Linked DNA regions of Homo sapiens: all the other regions are linked to region 1. Evidence: read pairs that join two places in POLR2A ChIA-PET (ENCODE). Cell type or tissue: A673. All regions are shown on one strand. Region 1 overlaps SRP68 (signal recognition particle 68). Region 2 overlaps QRICH2 (glutamine rich 2). Region 3 overlaps RNF157 (ring finger protein 157).

Region 1 (4,000 bases):
ACAGAGTGAGACTCTGTCTCAGAAAAAAAAAAAAAAAAATTTAGCCAGGTGTGGTGGTGTGCACCTCTAGTCCCAACTACTCAGGAGGCCATGGCAGGAGGACTGCATGAGCCCAGGAGTTCATGACTGCAGCGAGCCATGACTGTGCACTCCAGCTTGGGACACAGTGAGACTCTCTTTCTAAAAAACAAACAAAAAACCCAAACAAAGAATATGGAGATATATATATATAATATATATATAATATACATTATATATTATATAATATACATTATATATTATATAATATACATTATATATTATATAATATACATTATATAATATATAATATACATTATATATTATATAATATATAATATACATTATATATTATATAATATACATTATATATTATATAATATACATTATATAATATATAATATACATTATATATTGTATATTATACAATATATTATATTTATTTTATATATATATATATATATATATATATATATATATAAAATATATATATATATTTTTTTTGAGATGGAGTCTTGCTCTGTCCCCCAGGCTGGAGCGCAGTGGCACAATCTCAGCTCACTGCAAGCTCCGCCTCCCGGGTTCACACCATTCTCCTGCCTCTGCCTCCTGAGTAGCTGGGACTACAGGTGTCCGCCACTACGCCCAGCTAATTTTTTGTATTTTTAGTAGAGATGGGGTTTCACCGTGTTAGCCAGGATGGTCTCGATCTCCTGACTTTGTGATCTGCCCACCTTGGCCTCCCAAAGTGCTGGGATTACAGGCGTGAGCCACCACGCCCGGCCTAAGAATATAGATATATTAATCACAGGTTGATTTTTAAAGAGAAATACGTATTTAACCAATAAAATGTGATACATAGGCAATTTATTATGATTTATTCACTTCCCAGGAAAGAACTTCAAAAGAAGGAAATTTGTTTTCTGCATTTTACTTAACCATTTTCTGAGCTATAACATAAGCATCAGAAGTTGAATAAAACCTTGCAATATCTACCATCTCTTTTTTAAAAAACTCACTTCCAAAAAAAAGTTTACTTTGTGAACTTTCCAGGTACAAGATTGTAAGCTTTCATCTATATATCAAAACATGACCTTTCTTAAAAAGTTACAGCTAGATGGCCACGTGCAGTGGCTCACGCTTGCAATCCCAGCACTTTGGGAGGTCAAGGCAGGTGGGTGGATCACGAGGTCAGGAGCTCGGGACCAGCCTGGCCAACACAGTGAAACCCTGTCTCTACTAAAAATAAAAAAATTAGCCAGGCGTGGTGGCACGTGCCTATAATCCCACCTACTCGGGAGGCTGAGGCAGGAGAATTGCTTGAACCTGACAGGCAGACGTTGCAGTGAGCTGAGAACGCGCCACTGCACTCCAGCCTGGGCGACAAAGCAAGACTCTGTCTGAAAAAAAAAAAAAAAAAAGTTACAGCTAGTTATAAAAAACCAAGAGCTTGGGAATACTCATTCTATTTTATGGAATGAAGCGTTGCCCAATTTTAAAAAAAGGATAAAAAAAATCAAGAGCTGATAAACAAAACATGCTAACTTCTCCTCTTAAAAGCAAGTTCGGAAAGTTTTTTTCCTCTTCTGACTGTCACTTTCTAACACTAAGAAACTCTGTTCTGTTTAACTGCAGCTTTTTAAAATGTCTTTAATCTCCACAATAAACAAGCTGAATGTTGAGGTACTAACCTGAGCCTCTAATTTGGTCTTGGCATCCACGCGATTGCTCTCACACAAGCGTTCCAATTCCTCTGCATGCTTCACGGCTTTGCGTAGGCGAGATAACAAGTGAAACCGTTTTCGGGGTTCAGTGTTGGCTTCCTGTTTCAGCTGCATGGCGTAGCTCCAGGCTCTTTCAGCATCCATCAGAACCAGAAGCAAGTATCTAGACCAGAGACAGAAGTGGGGAGACAATAAAGGCCATCAACAGACCCAGATATTCTCTGAGGTGTAATCTTCGGCTTCTCGGCTTTTCTTTATACTCTCCCGCCTTTGCCACTCTCAAAACAACTCTTCTGATATTCTCAGCCATGACTCTAAACCAGTATCTCTATTCCTAACCTGGGCTCAATCTCAGGTTTCTCATCATCTACTAGACACATCTCATTGAAAAGCCTCTACCACCTCAAACACGGTAAATCCAGAATCATGACCTACCCCTCCTGAATGTTGTCAAACAGACACGGTCTAGGCACACGATCTGGCCTCATTTTTGAATCAACACTTCCTTCATCTCAATCCAGTTAGAAAAGTCCTTAAGAGGCAGTATATTGCCTAGGTGCGGTGGTTCACACCTATAATCCCAGCACTTTGGGAGGCTGAGCCAGGCATATCACCTGAGGTCAGGAGTTCGAGATCAGCCTGGCCAACATGGTGAAACCCCATCTCTACTAAAAATACAAAAATTAGCTGGGTGTGTTGGTATGCGCCTGTAATCCCAGCTACTTGGGAGGCTGAGGCAGGAGTATCTCTTGAACCGAGGAGGCGGAGGTTGCAGTGAGCTGAGATCACGCCACTATACTCTCGTTTGGGCAACAGGGCAAGACTCCATCTCAAAAAAAAAAAAAAAAAAAAGAGGCAGTATATTAAAGTGGTGATAAACAAGAGCTCCAGAGCCCGGGACAGAATCCCAGTGCCACCGCTTACTAGCTGTGTGACTGTGGGCAAAGTACTAACCTTTCTGCGCACCGCTCTCCCATGTAGTAATACAAATAACACATTTAGACCAGAACCTGGCACTTACTAAGTGCTCAGTAAGGTCGTTAACTACTTTATTATTATACTGGTGAATCTTTCTTTACTGCCTTGATCAATCTGTCTTAAACTTCAGCTTAACCTTGTCTCTTCAGAGTAAAGGATCTTGCTATCATAAGATAGTCCAGGCTCGGTGTAGTGGCTCATGTCTGTAATCCCAGTACACTGGGAGGCTGAGGTGGGAGGATCACTTGAGGCCAGGAGTTTGAAACCAGCCTGGTCAGCACAGCGAGATCCCATCTTTACAAAAGAAAAAAAGAGAAAAGTTAGCTGGGCATGGTGGTACATGCCTATAGTCCCAGCTACTCAGGAGGGTGAGACAGGAGTTGTTCAAGGCTGCAGTAAGCTATGATCCCACTGCTACACTCCAGCCTGGGTGACAGTGAGACCCTGTCTCAAAAAAAAAAAAAAAAAAAAAAGGGAGAGTCCAGATTTCTCCCAACTGGTTCTCATGAGATTTAATCACTACATCCTGCTGCATCCTATTATGGTCTCCAGGCTCTAGCTTTCTGACTGTACACACCAAGCTCACAACCTTTTCACTGCCTGAGTAGCAGCTAACAAGTGTCCAGAGCTTTACAGTTCCTAGACTGCATGCACGGATACCAGGGCATGCTGCTTCCCCCGACACAGAATGTTCTTCACTCTCACAAATCCTTCAAGGTCAAGCCTCCTCTGTGTGGGCTTACTGACTTCCCTGTCAAAAGCCTTCAAGCTCAAGTCTCCTTTCCAAGGCTTTAGAATGCTGAACAGTAAATGATATACAACATTGCACTTTTACTGTAGCATTCCCTGGTTTGCACTGACCAACATTTTCCAATAAGATGAAAGTCAATGAGGTTCAAGGACCATGCCTCCTCTCCTTCTATATCTAGTGTGTCACAACTACTCTGCTGATGTAGCACAAAGCAGCTCTAAACAATACCTATGTGAATGGGCGTGGCTGGGTTCCAATAAAACTTCATTTACACAAAAGGTGGCAGCAGCGTAATTTGGCCCGTAACTGTGAGGAAGACCCGGGGGCCTTGACTACATGTTGCCTGACAGACTAAAAATTCTTCAGCAAATGCCAAGCACTGGTGTATTCAGCACTGAAATACAAGACTCTTCTATAATAATTTACACACCAGCCTGGCGCAGTAGCTCACGTCTGTAATCCCAGCACTTTGGAAGGCAAGAGGTGGGTGGATCACCTGAGGTCAGGAGTTCAAGACAAGCCTGGCCAA
Region 2 (4,000 bases), 230 kb after region 1:
CTCCTGCCTCAGCCTCCCAAGTAGCTGAGACTACAGGCATGCACCACCATGTCTGGCTAATTTTTAAATTTTTTGTAGAGATAAGTCCTTGCTATGTTGCCCAGGCTGGTCTCGAGCTCCCGGGCTCAAGTGATCCTCCTGCCTTGGCCTCCCAAAGTGCTGGGATTATAGGCATGAGCCAGCGTGCCCAGCCTGAGCATCAGGTTTTAGATCCAGGAAATGAACACGATGATACCCAAGGTGCAGTTCCTATCTGATAAGATTGCAAAGATCCAATTAGATAATAATGTAAAAGAAAGAGCTATTTAATCCGTAAAATACAAATGGAAAGTGCTATTATTAGCATTAAAAGACAAAGTGGGGGCTGGGCACGGTGGCTCACGCCTGTAATCCCAGCACTTTGGGAGGTCAAGGTAGGCAGATCATCTGAGGTTGGGAGTTCAAGACCAGGCTGACCAACATGGAGAAACCCCATCTCTACTAATAATAATACAAATAATAATACAAAATTAGCCGGGCATGGTGGCACATGCCTGTAATCCCAGCTACTCGGGAGGCTGAGGCATGAGAATCGCTTGAACCTGGGAGGTGGAGGTTGAGTGAGCTGAGATGGTGCCACTGCACTCCAGCCAGGGCGACAAGAGCAAAACTCCATCTCAAAAAAAAAAAAAAGACAAAGTGGGTTGACTCTTCCTTACTTTTGCTTTCTCCTGCCAAACTTCTTTGGCTAGCGTCTTTACGGTCTTCAGCTGCTCCTGCAGTTCAGGAGGTATGGTCCTTTTGACTATGGAAAGCAGAAGCCTTATGATCAGAGGGGTTAGATCTCTAGTGGGCTCCCAATCTCCATTTCCAGCCCCTGTAACACTGAAGCTACCCTAGAGGACAGCAGGACCTATTACTTTATCCTGTGTCTCCTGGTGACTGGGAAAGGGAGGTGGGAAGAAGGGAGAGAGAGCTGTCCTTAGCCCATGAAACATCCACCTAATGCCTGACATCCTAAAGGGCTTTGGGACAACTGACTCCCGAATTCCAACCACTGCAAAAAATCTTAATTACTCTCTGGGCTTGGAGTTGGGAACAGGCAAATGTTAAGTTTTGTTTTGTTTGAGACAGGGTCTTGCTCTGTCACCCAGGCTGGAGTGCAGTGATCCATCACAGCTCACTGCAACCTCTGCCTCCCTGGCTCCAACAATCTTCCCACCTCAGCTTCCCAAGTAGCTGGGACTACAGGTGTGTGCCACCACGCCTGGCTAATTTTTTTTTTGTTTTTTTTGGTAGAGATAGAGTTTTGCCACATTGCCTAGGCTGGTCTCGAACTCGGCCTCAAGCTATCCACCCAGCTCTGCTTCCCAAGGTGCTGGGATTACAGGTGTGAGCCATTGCTCCCAGTCAAAATGTTAAGTTTAATTCTTCAACATTCTCTCCCGCCCACCTCCCAATGCTACTGCTCTCTATAACCAGACACTTTCCCCCACTGCTGTGCAGAGAGCCTGACAAAGCCACAAGAACCCGCTCCACTCCTCTCCTGGGGCTTAGTTCTCTCCTTTGCCCACCCATTTTTTTGGACTCTGAAGGCTGTGGGACATGCTCTGAATGACATGCTGTTTTCAGGGACTCAGGGAGATGTGTAGCAGCCAGGAGTTGAGGCCAGGGGAAGAAAAGGATGAAACCAACTGAAAACAGAGACAATGGTTTCTCCTCTATCGGCAAGCGGCACCCACCCATCTGTGCCAGCAGGAACTGGATCTTCTCCAAGTCGGTTTGGCCGGCCTGCTCCTCATCCAGATCCTTCATACTCTCCTTTAGCCCCACATAGAGGCTACTGAGCTCTCCCATCAGATGAAATGTCTCCACTGCCGTGGGGAAACTAGAACTCATTCTACGCAGTGAATTGCGTCGCTCACTCAGGACTTCACTCGAGACTTCGCTCCCTTCTGATAAGACTCGGTCGACGGAGTCTGGACTCCTGAAAAGAGTGACATCTTGGCCTGGGGCCTTCTGGGCAGGAATTCCATGTCGGTCCGAGGCTCGTGTTCTATTTGGATCCAAACCTTCCTGGCCATGCTGATCAGCACTTAGATACCCTGGGCCACGATAACCAGGATACATTGAATCATGACTGTCAAAGAGAGAGAAAGCATGGCCATGCTGAGCTGCATCTGGGTATACCTGGTCATGCTCACCTGGGCCAGGTGATGCCACATGCTGTTGATCTGGGTGTGTAGATCCCAAACCTGTACTCAGTGGTATTGGGCTGTGCTGGTCTGTGCCAGGATGCATCAAACCTTGCTGATAAGTTTCTGGTGGTACCAAACTCCTTCGATCTATACCAGGTGATGCCAAACCTTGACTGGCTAGGAGTGGTGACACCTGGCCGTATTGTTCTCTGCCAGGAGGTACCATACCATGTTGATATGGACGTACTGATATAAAACCTGTAGAATCTGCCTGGAATGTTGAAGAGCCACGAAGCTTTGTGCCTGGTGCTATCAAGCCTGGCTGATATGCACCAGGTTGTCTCAAACCATACTGATCCATTCCTGGCTGCACCAGACCACGTGGATATGTCCCAGATTGAGATAAATCATGCAAATATGCACCAGGTTGTACCAAACCAAGAGGATAGGCACCAGGTTGTACCAGGCCATGTGGATCTGCCTGAGGTTGCACCATACCTTGCTGACCTATTCCAGGCTGCACCATACCCAGCTGACCTGCACCAGGCTGGACCAAACCAGGCTGATCTGCACCAGGTTGGATCAAACCACGCTGGTCCATTCCAGGTTGGACCAAACCACGCTGATCCACTCCAGGTTGCACCAAACCACGCTGATCCACTCCAGGTTGGACCAAACCACGCTGATCTGCACCAGGTTGGACCAAACCATGCTGAACTGCACCAGGTTGGACCAAACCACGCTGAACTGCACCAGGTTGAACCAAACCACGCTGATCCACTCCAGGTTGGACCAAACCACGCTGAACTGCACCAGGTTGCACCAAACCACGCTGAACTGCACCAGGTTGCACCAAACCACGCTGAACTATACCAGGTTGCACCAAACTACGCTGAACTTCACCAGGTTGTGCCAAACCATGCTGATCCACTCCAGGTTGGACCAAACCATGCTGATCTGCACCAGGTTGGACCAAACCACGCTGATCTGCACCAGGTGGGACCAAACCACGCTGATGATCTGCACGAGGTTGTGCCAAACCACGCTGATCTACTCCAGGTTGGACCAAACCATGCTGAACTGCACCAGGTTGAGCCAAATCACTCTGATCTGCACCAGATTGTACCAAACCATGCTGATCTGCACCAGGTTGCACCACATCAATCTGATCTGCACCAGGTTGGACCAAGCCAGGCTGATATGCACCAGGCTGCACCAAAGCACGCTGAAATCTGCCAGGTTGGACCATGCCAGGCTGATCTACACCAGGCTGTACCAAGACACCCTGACCTGTGCCAGATTGGACCAAATCATGCTGACCTGTGCCAGGCTGGATCAAACCATGCTGATCTCTACCAGGTTGGGCCAAACCAGACTGATCCATTCCAGGCCAGACCAAACCACGCTGATCTGCACCAGGTTGGGCCAAACCAGACTGATCCATTCCAGGCCGGACCAAACCACGCTGATCTGCACCAGGTTGGACCAAGCCAGGCTGATATGCACCACGCTGCACCAAAGCACGCTGAAATCTGCCAGACTGGATCAAATCATGCTGCTCTGTGCCAGGTTGTATGAAGCCAGTTGCTTCCAAACTGGGCTGCACAAAACCTTGCTGATCTGCACTAATTGGCATCAAACCAGGTGATACCAAACCATGCTGGTCTGTAAAAGGTAGAACCAGGCCATGTTGATCGACGACAGGCAATGTCAATCCTTGCTGGTCTATACCAGGGGGTACTAGTCCTTGCTGACCCATGCCTGATATTACACATCCACGCTGATCCATGCCAAGTGGTTCCATACTGCGTTGGTCTGTGCCA
Region 3 (4,000 bases), 110 kb after region 1:
GATCGCAGTGAGCCGAGATCGTGCCATTGCACTCCAGCCTGGGCAACAAGAGCAAAACTCCATCTCAAAAAAAAAAAAAAAAAAAAAAAAAAGGCGAGACTCTGTCTCAAATATATATATATATATATCAGACAGAAACATTGTAATGCTAATAAGGCTGTTCTATACAAGCATGAGATGGTCTCTGAGTCATCTTCCTTGCCTATTCAGAAAAATCTGGGACCTTGATTTGCCCTAACCAAATTTTTTCACCAGAGAATCAGACAGCCTTGGTAGACATATCATCTAGGGGTGGCGGGCAGTGGGAATGTATCAGACTAAAAATTACACTGTCTCAAGGATGGCACCAAGAAGGCAAATGACGATAATTAACATTGATGATGAGGATTAAGCAACCAACCCAGTGCACTATGAGTTCCTTAGAGAACAGACACATGATATAGGGAATAAAAAAGAAAAAGAAGGCTGGGCGCGGTGGCTCACGCCTGTAATCCCAGCACTTTGGGAGGCCAAGGCAGGTGGATCACGAGGTCAGGAGATCGAGACCATCCTGGCTAACATGGTGAAACCCCGTCTCTATTAAAAATACAAAAAATTAGCCGGACGTGGTGGCGGGCGCCTGTAGTCCCAGCTACTCGGGAGGCTGAGGCAGGAGAATGGCGTGAACCCTGGAGATGGAGCGTGCAGTGAGCCGAGATTGCGCCACTGCACTCCAGCCTGGGTGACAGAGCGAGACTCCGTCTCAAAAAAAAAAAGAAAAGAAAAAGAAAATATAGCAATAAAATAAAGGATTTGATATTCTAAGTTCAAATTTCCCATTTTTACATTGGCTTGTTGGAGTAGCTGCAAAAATTCCCATTTTCCCTTAATAATTCTTCTTCCCTTTTAAAAAATATCCATAAAATAAGGATACTAAGCATTTCTAGGCAAGCGAAAGTTTTTCACAAACACAGACGATTGCATCCAGTGCTGAACAACATGGGTGTGGACGGCCTGATCTCAGCAGAAAGTAGCGCCCGCACTCCTGTCTGAGGCCCAGAGAAGCAAGCTCTGGGGCTGCCGGAAACTGCTGTATGAGTTCCTTGGGAAGTCTGTCCCCCAGCCCCCAGCCTCCCCAAAGGAAGGTGCCTGGGACCTGGCCCCAGCCTCTGGGAACTTACTTGACGAGCCTCAGTGTGTCCTTTCGGATATTGACCAGGCTTCTCAGAGTCTTCACGGGTTCTTGGGGAGGTGGGGCGGCGTAAGGAAACTGTGTCAGAAACAAAGCAGGAGAAGGTGGTGTGTTTAAAAAGACCCACAGCTGTCCCTCGCTTTACAGTTTGCCAAGAATAGCCCTAAGAGGTGAGGCAGGAAGGCACAACTCTCCTAATTAAGTGAGGAAACTGAAACTCCGACATACTGAGTCAACCTGCTCAAGGTCACAGCTAGCGGGAAAACTGGGATGCAATTTGGGGCCCAAAGAGCCAGATTTATCTTCTTTTTCCATTATATGAAGCTTATTTCGGTCAGTGTTCAAAACCTGGAGAATTAATAATAAAAAAAAAAACCGCTGAAGTTCCAAATACCAAAGGACACACTGTGGCCGAGTTAATCACAAAAGGCTTTTCCATCTGACCTCAGACGACAGGGAACCAGACCTGCAAGCCCTTTCCTTCGGTGAGGCCATGCGGTATCCCAGGAGTTTAGGGACCGCAAATAAAAGAGGGCCCCATCATGTGTACAGAGCTGAAGTTTGCAAACAGTAAAGAACAAACTTCCCCTGCAGCTGATCATATAAAGCAGAGCTCTTTAACATGTGAGCCAAGAGTTATTTTGGGGTCACCAAAGGTTTATGGTTGTCTTCATCATTTACCATCCGCTTCTTCCCCCTTTGCCCGTTTAGACCTTTGGATTTGAAGTTCTGAGTTGTTGATAATGATGAGATAAAGAAAGGGGAAATAGCCAAAAATTTCACTGGGAATTGCCTTCTGAGGATCAAGAATGATTTCAAATGTTCCCGGTATTTTTAAAATGTTATTTGGGCAATCAAAATGTTTTAACATATAATTCCCAAAAAACCTACTGGTCTCTGCAGCTTTGCAAAACTGTGGTTCTCTTGGCTCAAGAAGAGTCTACCTCCATAGTGTGGTATCACAAAACAGGACACCCAAGTTATAATCAAATTGTGCCCTCACAGGTTTTTATTGAATATGGTTATTTTACTTGGGAAACAATATAGTTAAACCATAGTTAAGGTGCATCTGACTTAATGTACGCAGTATAATTGCTTATAATTCACAGGTATGAATGTGACTCTTACATTCAATAGAAATTATCTTCATTCAGATTACTCACTTTGTGGGCATGATGCAGTAATTTACTTTTTCATTGATATATTAACCATACATTCTTTTAAAAATGATAGTTTTTTCTAATTACAAAGTAATATATGTTTAAGCAGAAAACTTGAAAAACACAAAAAAGTACAAAACTATCCCTAATTTTACTACTCGGCAATACCAAAATTAACATTATGGAATACGTATCTCCATCCGTCCGTCTATCCATCCATCCTGTCCACCTCTATATCTATGTGCTGTTTCACACTGAACATACTATTTTGCAGTTTCTTTTTCACCTAAAAAGATGTGGTAAACATTTTTAAAGTCCATAATTTTGATAACATTGCAGATAATAGCATACTTTAATCAATTCCATATTATTCAATATTTTATGTTGGTTTTACTTTTTTTCGCAGCTATAAATGTTGTGGTGAATATCCTTGTCCCTATATTTCTGCATGCTTGTTTGATTATTTCCTAAGGACAAATTCCTAGAAGTGGAATTACAGGATCAAAGAGTAAGCATATTTTTAAGACTTTAAAAATTATTTTGCCAAACAGTTTTCCACAAAGCTGACTCCAACTTTGCCCTCCTGCAAGCAGTGCATCAGGAGGCCTTGACATGGTAAAACTGAAATTCTAGTTCAGATCCCATCTGTGGCCTGTTTCTCCTCCCCCAACTTTCCTAGGCTGTCATACTAAAGGAATTTAAAACAATTTTTAAATAAGCTTAAGCAAAAAGTAATTAGGCAGGAAAATCCGACACAAACGCTAGTCTATTCTAAAGCCAAAATAAATGACTTTGGGATTAAAATTTTTTTCTGGAGTAGCAAAGTTAATCATTTTCATTTGTACAGGTACTTGGGCGTTATCCATAACTCCTACCTGCATTTCAAAAAAAAGATGCGTCTTTTCCCTTATTCTTTACTCTTTCTCCTCCATAGCCACTCCCTGCCGCAAAAGAGAGAAAAATAAAAAGAAAGAAAAAAAAATCCTGGCACTCTTTATCCTCCATTTTGAATATATTTGATGATAACTGTGGCAATGAAACATAAGCTATTTGGCTCTTAAGGAAAGGTATCAATGAGTTCAATTGTTTATAAATCCACCCCTATACTTTAGGCTCTCCCTGTACACACACATACACGCACAAGACAACAACGGCAAATCTGTTCAGGAGAAGCTTGTTCGTGGGCTGCTACCCACCAAAGTTTGTGCCTTGCTGGCCTTGCATTCATGCAATCAGAGTCTACATGCAACACTCCATGCCAGGAGTAAGGAGAGATTGAAAACCAAGAAGATAAGGCCCTGCTCTTTCAGGAAGCTGCATTATAAGGCAGCTGACATAGTAATTGTAATATCAAAGAGATTAAATATATGGATATTTTTTTGCCACAAAAGGCAAAAATAAAGGAAGTGATCATTTCTGGCTGAGGTAATCTGAAGGCTTCATGGAGGAGTTGGTAGTTGATCTGGGATCCTAAAGGATAAATGAAATTTGCAAATTCAGAGATAACAGAGAAGATGGAGGGGACAGTAGGATCAGAGGCAAATTAAAAAAAATTTTTTTTCTGCTCTTAGAGTTGTCTCCCATTCTTCTGTAAATCGATTTTGCCTACTATTACTCTCGAAATTTCTTAGTGAGTTATCTTCCTTTCAAAAATTACCATTTATTGAGT

Evidence for each region. Peaks named below come from ENCODE experiments on the same cell type or tissue, not always from the same donor. Only the 100,000 strongest peaks of a DNase experiment are listed, where the experiment ranks them.
Region 2: POLR2A ChIA-PET joins it to region 1 with 6 read pairs; 4 of 35 experiments call an interaction of 5 or more read pairs at or near these places.
Region 3: POLR2A ChIA-PET joins it to region 1 with 8 read pairs; 8 of 35 experiments call an interaction of 5 or more read pairs at or near these places.

What each region holds. Positions count from the first base shown.
Region 1 is chr17:76,062,267-76,066,266 of GRCh38, forward strand. It overlaps SRP68 (signal recognition particle 68), which reads right to left. Exons shown (of 16, transcript NM_014230.4): 4 at 1,710-1,905. Among named protein-coding and RNA genes, the nearest start is that of SRP68, 8.2 kb to the right of the region's middle. In A673, no CTCF peak of the experiment used is centred here; a DNase peak (open chromatin) is centred at 1,787.
Region 2 is chr17:76,289,294-76,293,293 of GRCh38, forward strand. It overlaps QRICH2 (glutamine rich 2), which reads right to left. Exons shown (of 19, transcript NM_001388453.1): 4 at 1,722-4,000; 5 at 699-784. Among named protein-coding and RNA genes, the nearest start is that of QRICH2, 17 kb to the right of the region's middle. In A673, no CTCF peak of the experiment used is centred here; no DNase peak of the experiment used is centred here.
Region 3 is chr17:76,172,542-76,176,541 of GRCh38, forward strand. It overlaps RNF157 (ring finger protein 157), which reads right to left. Exons shown (of 19, transcript NM_052916.3): 3 at 1,161-1,249. Among named protein-coding and RNA genes, the nearest start is that of FOXJ1, 33 kb to the left of the region's middle. In A673, no CTCF peak of the experiment used is centred here; a DNase peak (open chromatin) is centred at 200.